2 separate regions of the Homo sapiens genome follow, and region 2 is linked to region 1. Evidence: chromatin loops called from intact Hi-C (ENCODE). Cell type or tissue: endothelial cell of umbilical vein. All regions are shown on one strand. Each heading gives the region's core, and the rest is flanking DNA. Links, peaks and the distances in the headings are about the cores only.

Evidence for each region. A loop is a pair of places that touch in the nucleus more often than their neighbours do. Peaks named below come from ENCODE experiments on the same cell type or tissue, not always from the same donor. Only the 100,000 strongest peaks of a DNase experiment are listed, where the experiment ranks them.
Region 2: it touches region 1 in a loop (4-fold over the local background); 32 of 110 quality-filtered maps call a loop at or near these places.

What each region holds. Positions count from the first base shown.
Region 1 is chr22:46,083,441-46,093,728 of GRCh38, reverse strand. The region is part of intron 1 of LOC124905135 (collagen alpha-1(III) chain-like); the gene reads right to left. MIRLET7BHG (MIRLET7B host gene) reads right to left here and starts at 7,732. Exons shown (of 5, transcript NR_110479.1): 1 at 7,569-7,732. It overlaps LOC112268288 (a long non-coding RNA gene), which reads right to left and starts at 7,562. Exons shown (of 3, transcript XR_002958733.2): 1 at 1-7,562. It overlaps MIR3619 (microRNA 3619), which reads right to left and starts at 2,685; the gene lies at 2,603-2,685. RefSeq lists enhancers at 5,148-5,757, 7,527-8,098, 7,197-8,396, 8,099-8,668, 8,669-9,240. In endothelial cell of umbilical vein, for the core only: no CTCF peak of the experiment used is centred there; DNase peaks (open chromatin) are centred at 4,918 and 5,618; H3K27ac peaks cover 2,767 bases.
Region 2 is chr22:45,995,248-46,003,804 of GRCh38, reverse strand. No RefSeq gene overlaps it. Among named protein-coding and RNA genes, the nearest start is that of WNT7B, 22 kb to the right of the region's middle. RefSeq lists enhancers at 2,602-2,771, 6,075-6,744, 7,708-8,557 and a silencer at 7,204-7,353. In endothelial cell of umbilical vein, for the core only: no CTCF peak of the experiment used is centred there; DNase peaks (open chromatin) are centred at 6,214 and 7,114; H3K27ac peaks cover 2,805 bases.

The DNA.
Region 1 (10,288 bases), core at 3,111-8,110:
TCCGGCCCTCAGTAATGCTGTCGGATGTCCAAGGCCTCAAAGGAACCCCAAGCAGGCCGGGTAAAGTGGTTCATGCCTGTAATCCCAGCACTTTGGGAGGCCACGGCGGGCGTATCACCTGAGGTCGGGAGTTCCGAGACCAGCGTGGCCAACACAGTGAAACCCCATCTCTACTAAAAATATAAAAATTAGCCAGGAGTGGTGGCGCACGTCTGTAATCCCAACTACTCAGGACGCCAAGGCAGGAGAATTGCTTGAACCCGGGAGGCGGCAGTATCAGTGAGCCAAGATCACGCCACCACATTCCAGCCTGGGCGACAGGGTGAGACTCTGTCTCCAAAAAAAAAGAAACCCAAGCAGTTGGGAGAGGTCAAAACACACGGCAAAGCTGCAGGAGGTCACATCCCCGAGTTTCCCTGAGTTTGCACAAACCAGGGCCATATCCCCATCTCAGCCACTTCTCTTGGGCCAAAATGGCTCCAGTAGGGACGTCTGATGGCTACCACGGCAGCTGGTGTGTTCAGAGCACAGGGGGAGTTCAAGTCTCCAAGGACACGGCATCTAGTGGGGGAGCTGTCACCCCTGGGAGAAGCACAGGCTCTTGAGCCACACACAGGTTGCACAGAATCTTCTAGGCTCTTCAGTCTTCAAGAAGCTGGCCTCTCCTCTCCGAGCCCCAGCTTCACATCCTAAAGGCAACTATTTACACCTACTCCGTGATCTGACGCCACAGTGAAGAGAAAATGAACAGACGTGAAATTCCCAGCGGCTTGCCCGGCACACAGTAGGTGCTCACACGAGGCAGCTGGCAACGACTGCTAACCACCAAGTTGGTTCTGGAAAAGCAAGCCACGGCCAGACACGTGGCCATTCACACACCCACCGGGAGCTTCTGTTCCATTAGGGTTTGTCACAAACACTGCTGGTATCTGTAACGGCAAAACGACGGGCCACCGGTTCTAGATGAGAGAACTGAGTCCTGCTTTCTTTATAGTATTGTTTCCAGGCATCATACTCCCAGCATTCTAACCATGTGCCCGAGGCTATACAAGGATGGATTCTGCCCCAAAAGCAGCAGCAAAGTTGCTCTCATCAGCCACGCCAGATGTGGGGGAAGCTGGCCTTGTAGCACCCCTGTGCACCCCAATCTCCAGAACACCCCTTCCTTCCCCTTCAATCGGCTCTGCTCCTTTTAAATGGAGGAAATAAAATGTGCCTGGCAGATGGCCGCCCCATGACCTCCTGAGCATTTTGCAAATGTCTCTCTTTTGGGGGAGAACATGTTGCGATAATTTAGCCAGGCTAGGGTCACTCTGGCCAGATGATAAGTTTTGTAACTTAAACATTTTCTGCCCATTGCACAAGGAATGGGTGCTCATTCAACAAAGTTCTGGAAAATTGAGAGAGAGAGAACGTGGCAGCAAATACTGACAACCCTGTGCCAGGCCTGGCTCGCAGGGGCTCCCGTGTGCGTGTGGACGTGGGCCGCCTCCACCTGCCCACAGAGGCTTCTCCCATTGTGAACGGCCACACGAGAGTCCGGCAGGTCATGTTATCACAACTCCTCAATTCAAACGCCCAACCCCAGGAGCACGGCTGGTGCGTCGAGCTTTCCACATTTAAAGAGGCACTGCATGAACATCTCTGCAATAAATCTCTCCTCTGTCCTCCAGGTGGGATCCCAGGTTGAAGCCCAGGAATGTTTTTATGCCTGAGGCAGCCAATTCCACACCTGAACCCTCAGAACCCTCTAGAGATCCACTACATGTCAGAAGTGGGGGTCAGAGAGACTGTGGGAAGCTGAGGCTCAGAGCCGGGGAGGGGCTGGCCCAAGATCACACGGCCGAGTGGGACCCAGGCCCTGCTCACTGGTCAGCCGTGAGCTTCCCAAGACGCACTTGAAAGGCCTTCCCCGAGCTGCCTCGGGCCCTCTGGACAAAGATGCCAGGCCCCAGGAGGATGTGTGGCATCTACACACTTGTTCATTGCACCCGAGAAGGTGGAACGTGGAAAGACGAGGCCATGGTAGCTTCGACGGTTCCTTCCGGAGGGACCAGATGGGCCAAGGACCCAGCTGCCATGAGGTGGCCGGAGAGAAGGCCCAGCAGCGTGAGGGCTTCCTGGAGGAAGAGGGCCCAGCAGCATATGAGGGCTTCCTGGAGGAAGAGGGCCCAGCAGCATATGAGGGCTTCTTGGAGGAAGAGGGCCCAGTAGCGTGTGAGGGCTTCCTGGAAGAAGAGGGCCCAACAGTGTGTGAGGGCCTCCTGGAGGAAGAGGGCCCAGCAGCCTGTGAGGGCTTCCTGGAGGAAGAGGGCCCAGCAGCGTGTGAGGGCTTCCTGGAGGAAGAGGATGTTCATGAGCTACGATGCAGAGGAGGGACTGTGCAGGAAATCTGTAAACTGAACCTAAATTCTCTGACCTAAATTAACAGAATGCACCACCACCCACCGGTGACACCTGACGGGTCAATGGGTCCCTGCCCTCCATACCCAGCAGTCTGAGAAGAAAAGGCTCCATGACCCTTCTGGGCCACCTCTGTTTGTTAATATTCCCCAGTGAAACCCCCAAGCAGTAGCCTTGGCTTCCCTGTAGCCTGGCGCACACAGCCGTCCTTACCCCACAGCAGGCAGGATGGTCCCCCACCACGGGCTGCACCAGCCTGCCTGCTGAGTGCAAAGATGCCGTTTTTGATGACGTGTGGCTTCACAACCTCTCGGATGAGTCCTGAAGTGGAACTTACTTAGTGGAGGTGGAAAAATAAACTTGCCGGGGCAATGCCACAGCTTGGTGGCTTCTGACGTGGCACTGAGCACAGGCAGGCAGGTCATGGCTTTCTCTTCTGATTCATTCACTCATAAAATATTTCCCAGAGGAACACTTCCCTGGCCCCAGACAGGCTACTACCAGGCCCCAGGCCCCACAGCAGGGCAATGGGTGAGTGGAGAGCAAGGAGGGCTTCCAGGAGGAGGTGACACTAGGCCATAGTCTACAGAGGTCGAAGATGGGGCCACGGAGGGGGTCAGGGCTGGCTGTTGAGGGTCTCAAGAGTCCCCTGAAGGGGAGACTGGAATTCAGCCAAGAGAAGTACAGGCACCCTGAAAGGCAGGAGACAGGGCAGGATGGGCAGAGGCCTGCTTCGCGACCACAGCCACCACCATTCCACCCGCATCCCTTGTTCTAAGGAGGGACAAGGGCCTCCCCAGCCCTTCCCACCAGAGGCCACTGAACCTGGCCGTGGTAGAGAGAAAGGCCTAGGGTTTGGGCCGGTGGCCAGGCTGGCTCAGACTCCACCGTTTAGAGGGCCACGTGAGGCTCGACCTTCCAGACCTGGGCTTCCTGGCCTGTAAGACAGGGCCGGTGATCCGTCAGGGTTCTGTGAGGTGGCCCCAATGACAGATGTCAGTGCCCAGCACATGGAGGAGCTGTGTCCCGTGCTGCGTCACCTGCCCAGGGACTGCCGAGGGCCTAGACCCAGGAGATAAGGCGGAGCTCGGGTGCTGGGCCCACCTGGTGGCCTCTGTTTTCCCCATGGCGGCTCTCCAGGGTGCAGGGCACTGGGAGGGAGGGGGCAGGGAGCCGCCAGGAGCCGCCTGCCCGGCCGTAAATCACCAGCCACGCTTAATAATCATGTGGGTACTTAAGCTCCTCCGTCTTCTCTTCCCCTTTCCCTGGGGAAATTTCCTTCATTTCCTACCTTATCCCAGTCTCCCCGAATATCTAAATCAAGCCCTGGCCAGGACCGCGGCGGCCGCTCTGTGCCGACGCCCTCGGCCTACTTTCATCGGGATGGTGGGGTGGGGGGCGCAAAGGCAGGGGGTGCAAAGGCCGTGGCCACCCAGATGCGGCCACTCGAACCAAGGTTTCATTCCTTCCCAGGACAGAAAACTGAAAATGCCACCAAGCCCGCCCTTTGAGCCACAGTGACAATGTCCCCTATCACTGGGACCAGTCAGCAAAGCCAGGTTGCCTCGGGCAGGAGGCAGGGGCAGAAGCTGAGTGGGGAATTGACTCGGCCTCTTGACTGAGATGGAGGAAGAGGAAACGCCAACTCTCAGGCTACCTGGGCCACCAGGGCAGGGTGGCTGTCACCCAAGAGCCTGCCAGCAGCCCCTCCAGGTGGGCCTGACCACAGTCAGCCTGGCCCTGCTCTCCCATCATGGAGCTGGGCTCTCTGGGACGTGTGGTCTGCCTTGATCATGACAAGGATGCGGGGTGGGCGCAGTTCCGGTGCTGTCTCCTGCCATTTATCCAGCTTTGATCCCGCCTCTCGTCTCGTCTAACTCTCACCCTGACCAGGAGATCAAGGTTACTAGCCGCATTTTACAGATGAGGATACCGAGGCTGGGGGAGGCTAAGCAAGCTGCCCACCCCACTGGGCCATTCACTCCCTGCTGCCAAGAAGGTCTTCCACCTCCCGGGCTCTGTTCATCTGTGAGCTGGAAACGTGTTCCCAGGCCATCACCAGCACCCACAGGGCCCAGGGGAGGCCAACGCGCACCACCACCCCAGGCAGCAGGAGCTGGAAGGTCCCACGGGGAGAGCCATGCTGGCCACTGGCAGGCCAGGCAAAAGGCCCCAGTACCATCACCACCTCCCCGCTGAAGCCTCCCAACTCCCAAGAGCTGGAGGAGGAAGACACCACCAGGACGTAGTCTGGGCTGGGGCCACCTTGCTGCCGACCCTAACAGCCCAGCACCCCCAGGTCCAGCCCGGCGAGCTCTTCTCGTAACTCAGCCACGTGGTGGTGGAGGCACCTTCCCAGGCCTCCCTAGGCTCCCGGGGGATGAGTCGGCCAGGTTTTTAAAAGCTGGATCTCATTTTCTGCCCACATTTCTGACCTCCGGAAACCTCTTGGGGAGTTTTCCAGAGCCCTTCGGATTCCGGCGCAGGCACACTTCCTGCCTCCGCTCACTGTGTTCACAGCCAGGTCACTGGGTGCCAAGCAGATGCCAAGGCGGACCGGCGGGTATCGCTGCCCAGGCTTCTGGCTACACCTTCCATGCTGCATGTCCGTGGGCTCTGGCTGGCTCTTGGCCCCTCAAACAATCATCTCTGGTCAAATTCCATGACTCTTTCCCTAGAAAAAAAAAACCCTCTTTGAAAGCAAACAAAAATCCCAGTTCTGAGAACCCGGCAGCAACAGTGTACTGTGGCTTCATTTTCTCTTTGTCTTTCTTTCTCGGCATTGCAAGGAACTCAAGAAATAGATGGAGCTTTTCATTTTACAGATGGGTAAACTGAGACCCGGAGAGAGGAAGGGGCTTATTCAAGTGCCCACCAGTGATTCTACGGCCCAGCCAGGATGGGAGCCCAGTGCCCTGACTCAGATCCAGGGCTGAGTCCACGACACCAGGACCCAGCAGCAGCTGGCCTTCGATAAGAAAGGACAGGGGAGCAGCCACGGTGCCGGGCATCAGGCACCACCGGTGGGTGCTGGCCAGGGCGGGCGGGGCCCAGACCGCTGGGTTCCCTGGCACGGAACGGCTGGTGCTCGGTAAATGTGGGAAGAAACCCCCAGGGGAAGCCTTGAACTGCAGGGGCAGAGCTCAGGGAAAGCAGGCCGGCTCTAATGGAAACCAGTCAGCGGGCCAAATGCAGGAGGAGCCCCCCCCACCGTGGTTTCCATGGGGACGGAGCCCGGGAGGCGGAGCTCTGGCATGGCTGCTGCAGCAGATGTGGCCTGTACAGGGCCGGCACGGGGCGGTGCCTGGCAGTGGGGCCCTGGGACGTGGCAGGTCCGAGGGCTGGACGCAGGGGCCCTGCAGCTGCAGCCCTGGAGGTCAGCTGTGGGAAGGAGCGGGGGCTGCGGGGCTGCCACCTCTGGAAGGCTTCCTGGCATCCTAGGATGCTCCGGCTAACTTCTCAGCCCCGCCTGGTACTGGCCTCTGTCTGGTCTCCGTCTGGTGCCCGTGTTTGCTGAGGACATGCAGCCTGCCTCTCAGTGAGGCCGCCATGCCTGTGGGCCAGGCGCAGGCAGTGCAGGGCTTAGACCTTGGGTCTAGGGCTCCAGCCCCTCTGGCCAAGGCCCCGGTGCTCCACCAGGTCTGCTGGATCCCGTCACTCGACGGCATTCTCAGGCCTCTTCCCGTGGCCGTCCTGGGGCCTGGCACATGATGAGTTCCATAACCTCTCTGAGCCAGTGCTCTGCAGAATGAAGTGGGCTCAGAACTGCTCTGAAACACGAGAAAACCCGTGGACTCAGGGCCATGAGCGCCACAGCGCTCAGAGATGATTGGTCATCCATGAACGTGAACCATGCCGACAGATGGGGTGGGGTCTCCAGAAGGTTCTTGTGCCCCGTGACCTGATGTGGTCCCCGTCTGCCCATGCAGGGCTGGTGTCTTGTGAGCCCATCCTGGTCTGGCACACGGCATCTGGGTGTACAGTCTCATACGTTCCCACCTCTGGGCCGTAGGAACACCAAGAACGAGGATGACCACAGCTCCCTCCTTGCCACCGCCTGCTGCCACACTGCGTGCAGTCTCACACCTGCCAGCACACCAGCCTGGGCACAGAGCCCGAGAGTGGCAGGGTGCCCTGGAGCCCCATACAGCCCAAACCAGCATGCGCTGAATGCTGGCCACTCAGCCAGAGAGGACTCAGGGCCTCAGAGCCAGAGTGACCCATGACCCCAGGACAATTCCGGCTCTCCCCGGGGCAAAAGAACTCCAAGCCGACGGAATGGTCCTTCCTAGTGCTGGGTGTCTGGAGAGAACCAGACAAGGCCAGCATCCAAGAGAGGCTGAAGATCTGAAGATAAACAGGGATCCTGTGTGGTTCTGTGCAGGCACAGTCGTGGGGAGGACCTGGGTTAGGGAGAAGGCTCTGGTACCTGCTGGCCCCGTGACTCTGGGGAGATCCCTCGGCCTCTCTGAACCTTGGCCTCCTCATATAGAAAACCGTTAGCACCCACACGTCACTAGACTGGAACTTCCACCCAGACAGGGACGCTGTCTGTCCTGCTTACTCCACATTCTGGCCTGAGAACAGCACTGCTACGTGCTGGCTCCAAATGGATGTGGCAGGGAAATGGAACTGGCAGATTAAATTTAAAAATGGATGTTTATCAAAATGGATGGAAAGCACCTGGCCTGGGGTCTGGCACTTAGTATGTGCTCAACAAAGCTCAACACCCCTTGCCATGTGGGGCTGAGTCTAACATCCAACATGCACTGGCACTGCCCTGGGGGTGCCAAATGCGGCCCCCAGCTTTCTCCCCTGGACCAAGGCAGGGGATCTCCACCACCCAGGGTTCCCCGCTGCTCCTGCCCTGCTGGCCCCCGTCGCCCTGGCAGACGGAAATGCTGCAGCGGCCTCATCTTTCCCTCCACGGCTCCTGGCCGAGGCTGTGGCCGCCGTGGGCCGGCGTGGCCCCAGAGAGCCCATTTGCAAGCTGCTTCCATAGCGCAGATGCCTCGGGCAGAGCCCAGTGGGTTTGAGTCATTTGAGTCCATCACAGGAGAGACCTCACCCCTGCTGCTGGAGACCCAGTATGGAGGCCCGAGCCCCCTGCGGCTCACCCACCAGGTGCTGGGAGTCTCCACAGGTGCAGGCATTGGGCAACTTACTATCTCAAGCTGAAGGCGCCGTCTCCACGCCGCCCAGGCTTCCAAATGCGGCCACACGGACTTTGAAGGGCGTCCGCTGCAGGGTCACAGGCGCCAGTGTCTGCTCGTCTGGACCTCGAAGCACCAGGCCCAGGAGGAGTCCTCCTCTCATCGAGTTGAAAGAAGCCGCACAGGCGGGAGGCCTGGCAGGGTGGGATCCCTCCACCCACGTCTGGGCCGGAAGCGTGGGCACACCCACTCCAGGAATCCTAGGGCGGGGTCAGGCTCCCAGGAAATGGGGCCAGAGGTTCCCTTGCAGGCACTGGCGCAACCCGGCTGCCTTCCCGGTCCCCACCTCCTGTGGATTCCTTCTGGGGTTTTGCCGGAATGGCTGGCCCAGCCCACACCCTGAATCCAGCCCTCATTGAAGCTCGGAAACCCAGAGACTCATACCAGCCGATGCCAGGACCCTTCTCCAGGACCACCCGAAACTGCCACTCACCCGGTGCCACCCTGGCATCTGGGTGAGTGCTGGGTAATGCCATCCTGTTAAGGTCATGGGAAGGCAGTGGGTAGGGTTTGAAATGGGCTGAGACAGGCCCACCACAGAGCCTGGGCCTCCCGTCCCCTCTTACTAGGCCAAGGCAAGGGAAACACCAACGAACCAGGGGCTCCCCAGACCAGGATCTCATGCAGTGCCTCCAACCATCTACTGAGGCGGAGGCTGGAAGCCCCATTTTAAAGACAGAAGCTGGGACCTTGTAGTAAGAACCGTTTTTATCACGGTCTCTTTTGTCTGAAGGTGTGCTGGGCGTTACGCCGTCTCATCAAACCCCAGGCCCTGCTATGTTCCCTATTAGGAAATAAGGCCACTAAACCTCCCCGTGCCCTGGCACGCAGGTGCACGTGTGTGCATGTGGGCAGACAAACAGACCTGCCCGGGAAGGCCTGGCCAGCTGGCCGCTTCTTGGAGAAAGGCCGCTAGCACGCTGACCGGCCGACAGAGGCCTTCTGGGCCACTCCCTCCCTCGGCCCGCCTTCCCGGTCCTGTTCTGGGCCTGCCCACGCCGCCATTTCCTCTCCGGGGCCCGCAGGCCTCACTTCCACTCCTCCCAGTCTGCAAATGGCCGGCGCCCAGAACCGCCTGTCCACATAAGGAGGCAGCAGCGCGTCTGGCCAAGGCCCAGCATGCAGGCCACTCAGCCAGAGCCTCCCTCAGCAGTGCTGAGCACCTACGAGAAGCCCACGCCTGGATGCCCAGTCCACCCGCTGCCAGCTTTGGCTAGCCCTGGACTGGGGAAAACCACCCTTCTTCCCACGGGCATCCCTGGGGTGGTGGAGAGCCCATGGCACAGTCATCCCCAGGTGTGGTCTGAGGACTGTGTGGCCCACTCCGACCAATGCACCTCCAAACACCAGCTCACCTCTTTGGAAACTGCCGACCTACCAGGAACCTCACGCAATGGAGAAATAAGAGGACACCTATGCACACGTGCAAACATTACACGCACACACCTCTGCACCTCTGCGTACCAACATGCTGTCCACACCCGGGGCACCACGCACACGCGTGCCGCAACACGCGTCGGTGAATGCTATGGCAGCACATGGGCTTTGAAGGATGGCAGGGCTGGGTTCAAGCCCTGGCCCAACACTTATCAGCTGGTTGAATCTTGGGGAACCCACTTAGCCTCTCAGAGGTTCGCTGCTTCCCCTGGTGGAATGGAGGTAATGAAAATGCCCCCTTGCAGGCATAGTCTGAGCCTTAGAAATAAGGCAAGGAAGCAATAGCATTTATGGGGTGCTCACCATGAACCCAGCTTTCCATGTGTTCAGAAAGTTGACACTTACTGCCTCCATTTTACAGATAAGGAAATGAGGCCGGAGAGGTGAAATGACTTGCCCTTGATCAACACGGCCTGGAAACAAAGACGACCCCATCTGAACCGAGACCTTGGGTCCCAGAGCCGGTGCTTTTCTGAAAGCAGGAGCCCCGGTACACAGCGGGCACCTGTGAACAGCAGCAGAGAGTGCTGTTGCTACTATTACCACCATCGCCATGCCCACCGCTGCTTAGAGGCTCTGCGGCCCAGAGGCTGGGGCCTTTTCACTTTGCCTCATCTTTCAGAGCGCCCAGACCAGGGCCATATTCCTCTTGCTAAGGAGGCGGGAGTCAATAGGCTAAAAGACCAGAACTGGAAGGGATGATGTCGTTAAAACCACCAGACAGCAGAGCTGGCTCCCAAGCGGCTCTGGCAAATTTCATCAACTTTTTACTTTTCTTATGATTTGCTAACATCTCCACCAACAGGTACATCCCTTAAAATAAACAAGCCACAACAAAGCACTTCTACGAACAAATGGATGTGGCGGCTGGAGCTCGCAGGAGGCAACACAGGGGGCGCGCCCTTCCCTCCTCCCGGCCACTGCCACTGAGGCAGGAACGTGGGAACGTGGTCTCAGCCGGTGAGAAACTGCAGAGCCTGAATCCAGAATTTAGAAACACAGAGGCAAACACTTACACGTATGGGAAAAGAAAAAAGCCTCCACTGATGGCCTCATAATATGAGCATATTTGCAAAATAAACAGTTATCATCATTTGCAAATTATTGTGGCTGTAAAAACTGCTCTGCCCTCAAGGAGGCTGATACAAACCAATAAATTCTGCACTTTGTTATCTTGGTGAGATAATTTTTTTTTAAGTTTATGGCTACTCTATGTATTTTACCTGCTGAGTTTT
Region 2 (8,557 bases), core at 3,096-8,095, 90 kb after region 1:
ATGACCCCCTTGGGCCTTGTCACCTCCTCTCATCCCCTAGATCGCAGGACAGCAAGGTGGTCACACCCAGATTGCCTGAGTGTGCATTCTTTCCTTCCACGTCGGAGCACTTGGTCGGAATCCTGCCCACACAGGATGCACCTCACGAGGTGTTCACTCACCAGTCTCCCAGAGCAGAGGGGTCTGGGGAGAGGGGACACAAGATGGCATTGGGAGTGACAGCAAGACTGACTGTCTTGCGGGGCCCTCAGGCGCTGGCCTCCAAGGCCAGGTCCCCCAGGAAAAGCCTAGACAGAGGGGAGCAGGAAACCCGGTCCCAGCCCAGGGCGCCCACTCCCTGCCGGCCAGGCCAAGCCTCCCGCGTCCGGCCTCCTGGGTGCTGCTCACTCATCCATCAGACCAGTGTGATGGGGTCATTCGCTCCCATTCCCAGGCGGGGGAGGCTCCAGGAGATGTGGGTGGATGTGGGTTTACCCTGTGGATGGCCTGAGGCCTGAGGACTAGGAAGGTCCATCTATCTGTCCCTTGGCAGATGGCCACAGTGCCCAGGGCGACAACAGGGTGAGCTCTGCTCACATGGGTCCTGATGCAGATAGGGGGTGTCTGGGCCCCTGTCACCCCTGTGGAGTCTTCCTCGCCTTCCTCTGGGCGGGTCTTCTCAGGTCCAGCTCAAGGGCATCTGGGAGGGGAGGTGGCCTGAAAGCTCGGAGGCCCTGCAAAGCTGGCTGCAGTTAGGAAAGCCACTAAGTCATTATTTTGGGGTTAAATCAGAACTAATCTACCCAAGCCAATGGCTGGGTCCCCTGAAGGGAGGACACTCATGACTCAGCTGCTTGAGCCTGGGGAAGTGGTGTCCCTGAGATCCAGGAATGTGAGGGAGGATGACACCATCCACCAGGCCTGGCCCAGCGGGAGCAGCTAGTGTGGCTGCCTCTCGCTGTGCCCACCCCACCCTCAGCATCTGGCTTTGTCCACCTCTGGCCAAGGCCCACTCTGTTTGGGCTGCACTGTTGCCCGGAAGCCCTCCATGCCCCAGCGAGAGTCTCCCTCCCTGGCCTCTGTCCCTCCATTTCTCCATCAGTGGCCACCAGGGCAGTTTTCTTTTTCTTTTCTTTTTTTTTTTTTTGAGACGGAGTCTCACTCGCCCAGGCCGAAGTGCGGTGGCACGATCTCGGCTCACTGCAACCTCCGCCTGCCGGGTTCAAGCAATTCTCCTGCCTCAGCCTCCTGAGTAGCTGAGACTACAAGCACGCGCCACCATGCCCGGCTAATTATTTGTACTTTTAGTAGAGATGGGGTTTCACCATGCTGGTCAGGCTGGTCTCGAACTCCTGACCTCGTGATCTGCCTGCTTCAGCCTCCCAAAGTGCTGGGATTACAGGCGTGAGCCACCGCAACCAGCCCACCAGGGCAGTTTTCTTAAAAGGGGACCCTGCCTGGTTATGGTAATGGCTCTCCTGCTGGCCCTGGGGGCGGTTCAAGCCTTCAGGGCAACTCTCAAGGCTTCCAAAGCACACCCCCACCCCTCGTTCCTCCCCCCACTGCTCCTTCCCCTTTGACGCCCCCTGCTCTGCTAGGCTGGGGATGTAGGGTCTGAATGTGCCATCTGGACCCACCAACCCCTCACCCAGGCTGTGCACCGGAGAGACCTCACTGTGGGACACAGGAGCCAGGGTGGGCAAGGGGGTAGGGGGCTGCTGCCGTCACCACTGAGGAGTACAGCCCCACCCTTGGCCTTGAGCAGCCCCCAGTCCTGCGTGTGGGGCCGCCAGGCTGCAGGGGGCCTGGACCCATGGCGGTGGCTGTTGATTCAGCTGTCTGGTTGGCGCCAGCTCCCCTGCTGGGGCCGAGTCTTTCTGGAGTTAGACCCTGCAGCCCTGTCCCCACTGAGCCAGCACGAGGGCAGTGACCGTCTCAAAGCAGCTCTTCTCCATGGAAGTCTTAAGGGGCCCCTTGGCCGGAGTCCCACGAGTGACAGCTGGCAGCCCTCTTGGCTCCCTGGGGGAAGCAGATAGTGTGGCCCCTTAATTTGGGCCACTTGAGGAGCGTTTAAAAACAGGACAAAGGCGTGGGCCCAGCTCAGGAAAAGCTAGGAGGGAAGGAGCCGTTCTCTGGGGCTGGTGGCCAAACGGGGAGGTAGCTGCAGCCACTGGTGGCAGGGACCCTTAGGCCTCCTGCCAGTGCCTCGCGCCGGCAGAGGCCACGGACAGGTCCCAGCACAGGGAGCTGGCAAACGTGCCCACAGGGTCGGCCTCTGGGCCAGCTGGAGCAGGTGCAGTGAGGGGCTGGGAAGGCATAGAGAAAAGCGGCAGCGGGGCTCTGAAGATGCAAGCCTGGTGGCTGGAGCATGTTCCAGTGAGGGACAGGCAAAGCTGCCAGGGCAAAGGGCGGATTTCCTGATACAGGAGTGGAGGATGCTGTGGAAGGGCTGGATCTCCCATCCAAGGCGTCTCCTAGAGCCACACCATGCCCCATCCAGGGTGGTGCTAATGCTTCTCCCCTGGGTCAACTGGGCCTGTGACCACCCCGTGAGTGGGTGGTGGAGGTGCCATGTGAGCACTGGGCTGGGCTGGGAAAGCCCCTGCATCTGCCTGGCTCTCCAGGGGTGCTGGCTGGTGGAGCTCAGATGATACCAAGTGAGGAAACCTTGATTCTGGCCCAGCCCTGGAGCTCCCTCTAGCTGAGGCCCCCACTGGGGGGAACAGAAACCAGGCACTCCCACTATGACCCATGGAGCATAAGAAAGTGGCTGTTGTCAGTGTCTATGTTTTGGGGTAACTGGAGAAGCCCCAAGGCTTCCCTGGTCTCCCCTGAACACTCTTGCACCTTCTGGCCCACGTGGCTCGGGGCTCTAGAGGCCACAGCAGGTCAAACGAATGCCACCATCTGTGCTCACTCCAGGGGACCCCCGTGTCCTTGGCCTGGATCCACCTGCATCCAGGCTTGGCCTGTATGGAGCCATCATCTGCCCAGGGTGGAAGGGGCAGGAGACATCGAGGGGTAGGGTGGGGTGGAGGAACTTTCTCTTACAGCCACGTGAGAGGCCTGGTCTGCCCAGCGGGGTCCTGAGCTGTTGGTTCTCCAGGCACCTTCAGAGCCACTGGGTTGGGGGTTGGCCAGACTGAAAAGACTGGATGCTCAGGGCTGTGCTCCCTCCGCACCTGCCCTACCTGCAGGGAGGCAGGAGCCCAGCTGGCCAGTGGTTGGGTGAGGACAGAGGTGAGGGTGCTAGGAGCAGCCACTAGACACAAAACCAAGTCCCTCAGCACAGGCCCCTCATCTGGGAGGCACCTGGATGGGAGGACAGGTCCGGCCAAAGAGGTGCACACATGTGGGGCTGAGGAATGGGGTCCCTGCACAAAGCCGGCGTCTGCATCATGGGCAGACAGACCACCATGTCCTCATGAAGTGCTGGCTTCTTTCCTTCCACCTCCTCATTTATAGGGTTGGAAGAGTGACAGCTGAGACCCCAACCTCAAGTGCCCAGGCTGTTGTGAGGACGAAGCAGGGGGCTGTCACAGGTACGGGCTGAGGGCCTGGCAGGTAGGGGCTGTTTCACCTGGAAGCCCCAGAGCCCGGGAGAGTGCAATGCTCCGAACATGTACAGGATGGGAAGGAATTCCACACGCTCTTTTCCTGTGCCATCCCCAGTCCGCCATGGAAGGGAAGCATCAGGAGTAGGATGTGGTGCCTTTTAATTGTACCCATAGAATAGTAATTTGTGTAAACTGCCCCTTTCCCTTTTTGCCTCTGCCACTGGGAAGCTTGGAGCCAAAGCCGTGGGCCTATCTCTGCCTCCACTTAGACCTACCTTCTCTCCCCGTTCCCTTGGTCTTTCACCTCTACTTTTAAATACATGTTCTGATGTTCTGCGGCATCTTTGCTGCACCCCCAAATCCCTTCTGGACAAGGCGACCCCTGGCTCCTTCCTTTGAGCTCCTTGGTTTCTACAACCCTTAAGATGCCCCCACCCCACAGTGGCGAATTTCACTCTCTGGGAAGCGCGGCAGCAGGTGCCTGGGACGCGCCCACCGGAGCCTGGGCTTTGAATCCCTGTCCCCTACTCCACGCAGTGTCAATGTCGCCTGGCCGCCTGCACGTCTGTTTCCTTTGTGCTCAATGCATTTTCTAAGGCAGGTGCCAGGTGGTAGCTGTCAGTGTCATTTCTATTTCTGCTGTTGATTTGCTTGTCTGCTTCTCCAACTGCCTGGCCCCCAGGCTCCTGAGCTCAGCAGGCAGGGAGTGCATACAGAACATCCCCCCACCTCTGAGCTGTCCCCTGTCATTGGACAATGCCCCTAGATGGCACCTCAGGCCTCTGCGGGAGTCTGGGGGCTGTGGGAGTCTGGGGGCTGGTGGAGGCTGTCAGGAGAGGCTGCCCGGAGGAGGTGGTGAGACCTGAGGGCTGAGTAGGGTTAGCCAGGGCAAGGAAGGCAGGGGAGAGCAGATGGAAAGGTGGCTGTGAGGAGCAGTTTGGCCAGGTGTGTGGACAGCCCCTCTGAAGCCAAAGAGTCTAGAAGGTCCTTTGAACCTGGCCCTGTGAGCCTGTGCCGATCGGGCAGAGGGGCCCACATGACAAAGGCACGAGGCATGGCTCCCATGTGCCTGAGGAGGGGGAACAGGGGAGAAATAAGACCCAGAGGCTCAAGTGTGCTGTGCTGAAGAGCAAGGCCTTCAGGGAGGCGACAGGGAGCCACAGAAGGTTATGGGGGGGAGGGTGCACAGCAGGCTCTCTGATGCTTACATTGAACACACAGTTCCAATTTGATTATTTACTTGAACCCAATGACTCCTCTGGCAGTGGGCTTGGCTGTCCTTGCCTGGTGAAGGGATGTGACTTTCTCCCCAAGGTTGCACCTCCTCCAGCCCCAGGCAGCTGCACGGTCAAGGGCAGTACCCAGCAAGGGACGATGGAGATGCCGGCCAGCGTCTGAGGTTAAAGTATACTTTGAAAAGCGTGGCTAACGTTTGAAGGAAAACAGCAAAAGAAGAGTCTAGAAACCAGATCCCTGGCCAACAGGAGTCTACGTTCCAAACAATGTCCCTGAGGAGACAAAGAGCCAGGGCCCCTGGGGGGGCACTGCTGCCAGCCCTGGGGAAGGGACCAGGCTAAGAGGGCTCTCAGATCCTCAGGACAGGAGAGGGTGGGCTCTGCGGGCCGGGCAGGGCTGGCCTGTGCCCACTGCCTGGGGGAACTCAGCCAGCGGGAGCTGTGCACAGGTGCACAGCTGGGCCCTGGTGAGGGGTGGGGATGAGGAGCGGCAGGTCCAGGAGTGGCCGCAGGAGCAGTGACCCAGGCGTTGGGTGATCCAGAGGGACTTGGCCCATTAAGGGGACTTGGCAGCCGTGCCAGCCTGGAACAAGAGCCCGCAGAGGACACCTGCCTGGACAGATGGCGTCCAAGGCGGGCACTCCAACAGGGATGCTGTGAATGTCAGGTGCCACCGGGCACTGAACTGACTCAGTTTTCACACCTGAACAGGATCATACACATTCAGCTGTGGACAATTGAATCCATTTCCCGCCTCTGAGGCTTCACCATCTTTCCTCAAAGGATGAGGGAAGTGTCCGGTGACCCTGGCTTCGAGAGTTGGGGTTGGGGAGGGGTAGGAGGCACAGGGTGGTGGGTTGGGACTGTAGAGTCAGGCTCAGGGCTCAGCTCAGGGCAGGTGCCGTTGGGACCAGGGAACCATTACAGGTTCCCAGGTTTGACCTCTGCATCCCCCCAGTCCCTGCCCCTGAGGTCTGGGGTCCAGATTCCCACAGGGCCAGTAGCTGAACTCTTTTTCTTTGGGGAGGAGGAGGCAACCAGGCCTGGAGTCACTTCCCTTGTAAACTAGGCTTTGGCTTTTCTCTCTTCCCCTCCCTCTGGGCGGAGAGGTGGCCGACATCTAGTCAGGGCAACTGTGGGTCAGTCACCCACAAGCTGGAAAACCAGATGGTCCTGAGAGTCTACAGGGGACTGGGCTGAGTTGGGTGGGTGGAAGGACAGGGAGGGTTCTGGCCAGCGTTGGGGGGGCCCGTGCTGGAGGCAGGGCGGGTCTCCATGCCCAGCCTCTGTCCCCCAGGTTCCAGTGGTGGAGGGGGTGGGGCAAGTGGAGACAGCGGAGGGCGGGGGTTAGGGGGGCCCTGGCTTCCTCCAGCAGGCTCCGCCTGCCCCAGCAGCTGCTGCTTCCGCCGCTGGCCTGGCAGACAATGCGCTGGCGGGGAACAGTGGCCCGGGGCCAGGGCTGTCCATCCCCCCCAGCTACACAGGAAGACAGAACTCAGAAGACCAGTGTGTCCTGAAGTGAACTCGCTGCCCAGGCGCTGTGATTTAGGGCTGTAGATTCCCAGAGGAGATGCCTCCAGTTTGAGTCAAACTGGTTTCTTTCAGGCTTAAAATGGCAGGGCCCTGGGACCCCGTTGGGGAGGGGGTCGAGTTGGGAGGGATGGCCCTGGGAAAATCTCTACCTCATCTCTCCCTTCTCCTGCAGCCCTTGCCCTCGGGCTGTGTGGGTGGCACCTCAGCCCTCCTGCCACAGGGCCTTTGCACGGCTGGGCCCCTGCCTGCAGTGCCCTCTCTTGAGGTCCCTCAAGCCTGCTGCATCTGGGTCTCAGTCCAGAGGCCTCCCGTGGCCTGCCTGCCTCTCCATCCTTGCCTTAGAGCCCTTCCTGTCCCCTCTCCCCAGACATGGGCCCTGACCTGTGCTATGATTTCCTGTCTGGGTCCTGAGGTCCCCTCAGTCATTCTTGTTCCTCCTCTCCTGCCTACTCCCCCTCCTGGCACTCTCCCCTGAACCCTCAGGGCTCAGCTCCTGTGGTCCCTGGGCACCCTTTCTCCCAGGCCCTGCCTACCCACGTGGCGTGGGCCCCTCCATCGCCTGCACACCCCTCCATCGCCTGCACGCCCCTCCATCACCCATCGCAACGTGCCTGTGTGCTTGCCCGTCTCCCTGGCCCTGGAAATACTCCGGACGGGCGGGGCCGCTGCAGGAGCCCACCCCGATGCCAGACCTGGGCCAAGAGAAGAGGCAGGCTCTGCAGAGAGGTCCTGGGCAGGCAGCATGGACCTGGGCTTCCCCTTCCTCAGCATAGACCACAGCCGGCCACCAGGCCGTGGAGCAGGAGGGCGGCCCCACTGAGCTCCACAAAGCGGAACCGGCCCTCTGAGTCAGCGCAGGGAGCAGAGACCAGAGTCAAGCAGCCCTCCCTGGATGGGGGCGGCCTGGAGCTCTCCTCCCTGGACTGGGATGGCCTGGAGGTCCCCTCCCTGGACCGGAGCACCCTGGAGGTCCCCTCCTTGGACCGGGGCACCCTGGAGGTCCCTTCCCTGGACCGGGGCACCCTGGAGGTCCTGGTGCCTGCCCTGGCCCCACTGCCATAGGCCAGGACTCAGCTCTGTCCCAGGCCTCAGGCCCAGCCCTGCCTGCTGCTGACCTCCTTTTGACCCAAGTGTCACCCCCGGGGCGTTACGTGGAACTTACCCTGGGCCCGCAGGTGGTTCCCAGGGCCCAGCTATCCCCTCCTCGCCTCTCAGACTCAGCCAAGTGGCATCGCCTCAGGGAAGCCCTCCCTGATCTGCCTTCGGCGCTCCCTGTTGCATCAGGTGCCTTCCAGCTTGGAGGAGGGTGGTCTGTCTGTCTGTCTGTCTGGCCGACCGGTCTGTCTCTCCCGCTAGACTCTGAGCTTGATTTAGCAATTCATGGACTGAGGGGGACTGCTACACTTTGGTGCTGATTTTGGTAACTTCAGAGCCTCTCAGCCCAGGCCTGGCACATAAGGCCCGCAGGGAGCTGCTTGTTGGTTGACACTCATGGAATGAGTGAACTCTGGAGCCTTCCTTGAGGCATCGAGCTCGCCCCTGCCTGCTGGCCCACCGCTCCCTCGCCCTGGCCACTCATGGTGCGGGGCTGTGGCTTCCGGAGCCCTCTCCCTCCTGAGCGTGAGCTCCCGGGGGGGAAGAGAACAGGGTGGGAATCAGCCGTGAGAAGGAACGGAGCACAGTGCGGCACCGACTCACTGTCACTGATGCTGTGACAGCAACCACAGTGAAGAATCACACAGCCGGAGAGAGCAGGGGAGGGCGTGGAGAGATTGGAGCCTGTGCACACGCTTGCTGGTGGGAAGGTGAAATGGTGCAGCCACTGTGGACACCGAAGAGAGAGCCAGAGCCACCATGGCATGGACAGGAACAGGTCCCCTCCTGCGTGTAAGTCGGGAGAAGCGGCCACAGGGACACACCAGACACTTGCACCCTGAGGTTCCTCACCGCTCACAGAAGCTGAGGAGAAACAGTCCCGGCGTGCACCCAGGGGGATGGAGGAACAGAACAGGGCCTGTCCACACCTCCTCTCTCGCCACCTCGGGGCTGGGCCTGGCTGCTGCGGTGTGCTGTGTGTCCTGGGCGGCCAAGGGGGTGCTTCTGGGACCTGCAGACCCCTCAGCCCCCTGGGGACTGCAGATTCAAAAACTCACCCTACTTCTCATGGGGACAGCAAAGGCCCCAGACACCATGTCCCCACCTGGCCTCAGTCTCCCCACATGGGATAGAGGTGCAGCCAAGTGTCCCCCGGTC